Linked DNA regions of Mus musculus: region 2 is linked to region 1. Evidence: chromatin contacts called from ENCODE Hi-C data. All regions are on one chromosome and are shown on one strand. Each heading gives the region's core, a stretch centred on a gene start or an enhancer-like site at or near the end of the contact. The rest is flanking DNA. Distances are from core to core; before and after follow the strand shown. Region 1 has its middle 6.3 kb from the start of Gm31068. Region 2 holds the start of Mmd2 (monocyte to macrophage differentiation-associated 2).

What was found. Hi-C counts contacts between places; a loop is a spot of excess contacts on that map.
Region 2: a loop to region 1 is called in a map of heart, with 2.6 times the contacts of the local background. The contact joins the promoter of Mmd2 here to the enhancer-like site in region 1. A Hi-C loop is called at or near these places in 1 of 37 maps with a recorded cell type or tissue (heart).

What each region holds. Positions count from the first base shown.
Region 1 is chr5:142,370,592-142,373,291 of GRCm38, reverse strand. No RefSeq gene overlaps it. Among named protein-coding and RNA genes, the nearest start is that of Gm31068, 6.3 kb to the right of the region's middle. Within about 2 kb of position 1,376, at least 1 of the 3 ENCODE cell types and tissues checked has a DNase peak (open chromatin) inside an H3K27ac peak, as active enhancers do; it is heart, where a contact is called at or near this core.
Region 2 is chr5:142,607,422-142,610,121 of GRCm38, reverse strand. It overlaps Mmd2 (monocyte to macrophage differentiation-associated 2), which reads left to right and starts at 1,370. Exons shown (of 7, transcript NM_175217.6): 1 at 1,370-1,564. The coding sequence starts at 1,515.

The sequences.
Region 1 (2,700 bases), core at 127-2,626:
CTCTCTGTGTGTCCCATCTGTTGTCATTAAAATAGCGAGACTAATACTTGTATAAGAGTACAAATACACATGGATGGATGTATATGTGTGAGATATTTTGAGTAAGGGCTCTTGTAGCTCAGGCTAGCCTTGAGACCCCTAAGTAGTTAGGAATGGCCTTGCATTCCTGCTCTTCCTGCCTCCACCTCCCAGGTGCTGGGATTTTACATGTGCACCGTTGTACCTGGCAGTCGATAGAACCGTCACACCTAATAAATGAAACAAGCAGGTAACTCAAACAGTGGTAGGGTGGCCTCCCATCAGGCCAGCACGGGAATCAGCAGAAGCCAGTGGCCATGTCTGAAGTGAGCTTGTCTGCGCTTGATTTACCTGTTTACAAATGCACAGCGAGGGCTGAGAGGTGTCTGTAAAGCTATGGTGGACAAAGAGCGCTTTCAGGCAAGCCATTGCCAGCAAGCCTGTGGGAGGCTGGGCAACCACTACCTTGCTGGCTCATGAGACTCTCCTAAAATGAGTTTCCCAGGAACTGGAGACCTTGCAGAATCCCGCTTATAAAGGAGAGAAGGGGCCTGGCCCTGGGATCAGCATCAGCTGAGACCGGTTCAGGGCAAGAGCCCAGCTCTCCTCTCTTTAGGCTTGGCCTCCTGTGGCAAAAATGAAAGGAGTAAGCTGTGCTTGGCTCCACTGATAAAAGGAAAATGGTGGTGATGGTGGGGAGAGATGGCTCAGCAGGACATTAACATATAGACGTAAATTAAAAATAAAACAAATCTAAAAGGCAGAGAAGACACTGTCCTCAGGTGCACAAACACACATGTAGACATGAACATATGCATTAAAAAGAAAACAAGTCTAAAAGGCAGAGAAGACACTGGCTGTTGGCCTCTGGTTTCCATACACATGTGTGAGTGTACACCTCTTTATTTCCCTACAAACCCTCGGAAGCCAAACCTAACATTTACCAACGACTGAACAATATAGCATTCCTTACCAGTTAACACTGAACACTGGGGAGGTGGAGACGAGCTGCGACTTAAGGCCACGTCTGAAGAAGGAAGGAATGGAATATTTGTTTTTACTTTTCTTTTTTTAAAAATCTTTCTCTAAAAATTTGTTCTCTCTTCTTCGTTTCTTTAGGAAGTGAGATTTTTGTTTCTTTTTTTGCCTATGCTCTCATTGTGTACCTAAAAAAAACCAAAAACATTCAATCGGGTCTTTTTGATTTCTAAAAAGACAAGGGAGGGGTTGTGAGGGCCCTCCCTCACCCAGGCTGCTTTCCTAGAGTTCACAGGGCTTTTGGTCACGTCCGTCTGCTCCCCCTCCTTCCGTCCTTCCGTCCAGTCAGGCTTCTCTTGTTTGTTTGTACGAGTCTAGGAGGCCCAAGGATCTATGCGGTTGGCAGAGAGAGGGGTTTGTGGGCTGAAATCTTTCTGCTTGGGTCTCCGCAAAGCTCTTCCTGCTTAGAAAAGAGGTTTTTGTGTGTCTCCCTTTTTTGGCCTCTGAGGCACGGGGGTGGGGGTGGGGGGCGGGGGTGATTAATAGAAGGCTACCTCAAGATTTCAATAGGGCCACAGCGTGAGCTCCCAGGGCCGGCAGGGCCTTTGTTCCGCAGAAATCTGCGATAAAGCCTTGGTGGCTGCCTGCTTGCAACCCGGGGTCCTCGTTCTGTCTGTGCCAGGCCAATCTCACGACCTGAGCAGCTTGGGAAGGTCGGGGCTAGAGCTGGAGCACAACAATTCTAGATTTCTTTTGTGAGACCCCACAGAGGGGAGATCGTGTGTGAGGGTGGGACTGGTCACCCTGAGAGTCCTGGGTAAAGGGGACAGGCAGCTCCTTCCCTGGGTTTCTGTGATAGAAGTGTGCCAGAAAAAAATGAAGGCCTATGAATGGGACACAAGACACAGGGCTCCCAGCACTGCTAACCTTCAGACAGGGTGTGAGGTCAGCCTAATACCACAACAGAAGCTTTCGCTTGCGCGGACCTGAGGGCTCATGGGAGGTGATGAGACTCGATGGTGTTAGACAGCAACAGCAAGGGAGACATTAGTCAGCAGGTGGGATGGGTCCCTCCTGGGTGTAAAACGTACTTCTTGGAGGTTAAATAGGGGTCATTAGAAGTTATTATGGTCCATGAAAGCAAGGATCAAATGGGATATTTAATTTTTTTTTCTTTTTTCCTCTCTCTTTTTTTTCTCTCCCTCTCCCTCTCAGTGTTGAGGACTGAACCCAGTGTTTCTGGCATGCTAGGCAGGTGCTCTACCACTGAGCCACACCCCAGTCCCTCCCTGGGAGATTCTAGGCAGGGGATCTACCACTGAGCCACACCCCAGCCCCTCACTGGGGGATTCTAGGAAGGAGCTCTACCACTGAGCCACGCCCCAGCCCCTCACTGGGGGATTCTAGGCAGGGGCTCTACCACTGAGCCACACCCCAGCCCCTCACTGGGGGAGTCTAGGCAGGGGCTCTACCACTGAGCCACACCCCAGCCCCTCAATGGGGGATTCTAGGCAGGGGCTCTACCACTGAGCCACACCCCAGCCCCTCACTGGGGGATTCCAGGTGGGTGAGCTACTAATGAGCTTCAACCCAATCCTCTTTGACTTTCCTTTTGAGACAAGGTCTTACTAAGTTACCTGGGCAGGTCTTGAGCTCCGGTCACACAGGCAGGCCTTGAAATTGCTGTCCTCCTGCATCAACCTA
Region 2 (2,700 bases), core at 121-2,620, 240 kb before region 1:
GGATCTCTGAGTTCAAGGGCAGCCTGGTCTACAGAGTGGTAGCCAGGGCGACCCAGAGAAACCCTATCTCTAAAAACAAAACCGCCACCACCAACAACAAAAAGAATCTAGGAGACAGGAACTCTGGCATTAAGTTCACAATATTTCTTTTATTCAAGGCCAGCCCCCAGCCCAGGATCAAGGTCCAGCTCACATTTAGGGGTGGCCTTCCTTCCCTTACCCAACCAATAAGATCCCTCACAGACATGCCCAGAGGTTGTATCTTTGGTGATTCTAGATCCTGCCAAGTGGAAAGTCAACAATAGTAGCTGTCATGAACACCAAAGACCATCTTGCCCCTGCAGCTCCCTCAAGGGGTGTTCAAAATGTTCAGAGACAGATTGGGTTCCCACGTCCTCCAAAGATGTCACGCCCCCCCCTAAAGCAGAAAGCTGAATCTGGTGGCTGGTGAGCCAGCTCAACAGGTAAAGATGCTTGTCTTCAAGCCGGAAGACCTGAGTTTTGTCCCTAAGTTGTCCATGGTGTAGGAACAAAGCTAACTCCTGCAAGTTGCCTTCTGCCCTCTACACGCATGATAAATACGTAACTGCAGGCGGCTGGAGAGCTTGCTCAGCGGTTGAGTGCTTCCTGTGCATACAGAGGATTGGAGTTCGAATCCCAACACCCGCTTCGGTTGCCTCACAACTGCCCCTAACTCCCGCTCCTGGGGATCCCAGACTTCTTATCTCCACACACTTGCACTCACATATGCACATAGCCCCACCCCCACCCTGCGCACATATACACACATAAATTAAAAATAAATGCTTTAAAATATTAAAATGCAATAAAGTAATAATAAAAAGAAAACTGGAGTTTGAAGACATGAGGATAGACTTGGGGCTGTAGATTCTGAACATGATGGAATGTCCCCATCTTGGTACTGGGATGTGGATGTGAATGGGGATTGGGGCAGGGGGCAGGGGGGAGGGGAGCAGCGGCGAAGGTGGAATGGGAGGGGGTGGAGCAAGATGGTTCCTAGAGACACAGAGTCCTGGATGGTAGGGTGGATTCAGGGCTAAGAGCCTGCAATAAGTAAACTGAGGGTGCCACCTAGTTCGGTCCCCAGGCGTCCCCTGTGGCTTTGCAGTGCTGCCCGGATGGCAAGCCGTAACAGAGGCAGTTCAGTCTAGTCCAAGCTGTCTTCTGCTGGCTAGAACAGCAATGGGGTGGAGGGGACCCGGGGAGAAGCTAGCAGGAGGGAGGGGGCCTCCCAGCCGGGCGATTGGCAGCGTGCGCCCAAGTCCCCCCCATATCCCGCCCCCGCCCCGCCCCCGCCACCATCTGCTCGGGATTTGCGATCCGGGAGACTCCAGGCTCAGGGGCTCGGGGCTCCGGAGGCAACTGATCGGGTCTGTTCAAGGCCCTGGAGCAGCCCGAGGATCTGACACCTTTCCAACCTGCTGCGCCTCCCGAAGCGGCTCCTGGTGTTCCCGCGTCCCAGCCCTGGTCTGGGCGCTGATGGAACCGCGGCGATGTTCACTCTGGCCAGGCTGCTGGATTTCCAGAAAACCAAATATGCAAGGTGAGTAGCGGGTCAGGGGGTGATAGACAGGGGCCAGGACACCAAGATCCTTCTTTCCTTTCCCCACTGTCTGGAGAACTGGGCTCGATGCACAGACCCCGTTGCCTGGGGCTAGAACAACCCAGCTTCTTCATAACGGAGTGGTAATTGTCACCCCGCTTTTGCGCTCAGCGCAGCGGATTCTCCGAGTTTCCTTTTTCCCCTGGGCGAGGTGCTTCTTCGGTCCAAAGCTCAGTTTCCACATTTGCGACCCGGTGAACTCTGAGAGTCTCCACCATTCGGAACCACGGAGGATTATATGAGATGATCCTTAGAAAGCAAATCTAAGGGTGGGGGAACTGCTCCATCCCTGTGGAGCTCTCTGGGGTCCTCCCTGAACCCAGATTTCTTTTCTTTTCTTTCTTTTATTTTATTTATTTATTTTTTGAGTCAGGTCTCACTATAGTAGTCCTGGCTGGCTTGGACCCTCCTTTGTAGACCAAGCTGTCCTTTGACCTCACAGAGCTCTGTCTAGCTCGGGAACACTGGTCCTTCTTTTCCTGTTTTCGAGACAGTCTTGCTACATACCCTAGGCTGGCCTTGATCTCACTATGTAGCCCAGGCTTGTCTTGAACTTAATTCTTCAGCCTTAGCCCCCCTGGATGCTGAAATTAGGGCTGGGACTCACAAGAGTATATTTTAGTTAACATTTTGTATACCTGATTCCCATCTGAACACGTTAGTTGTGAGTTATTTTGCATTGTGTTTTTTTAATACGAAGTTTTCATTATCTGGTGTGCATTTTGATTTGATTTGGTTGTCTTGAACGAGTATCATTATTATTACTATTATTTTTATTGCATGTGGGGTTGTGTACCCCACACATATATGGAGGTCAGACAATGTTGTGGAGTTGAATCTTTCCTTCCCACTATCTATGAATTCCAGAGATTGAACCCTGGTCTCCAGGCTTTTGTGGCAAACTCCGTGACTTGCTGAGCCATCTTGTCATGCCTTTCCTAGTCCTTTTTTTAATTTTATTTTTAAAAAATGTCTCATTCTATAGCCTAGTAGCCCAGGCTTCTCTGAAACACACTATGTGGCCCAGGTCAGCCTTACACGGACAGCAGTCCTTTGGCCTCAGCCTCCTGAAGGCT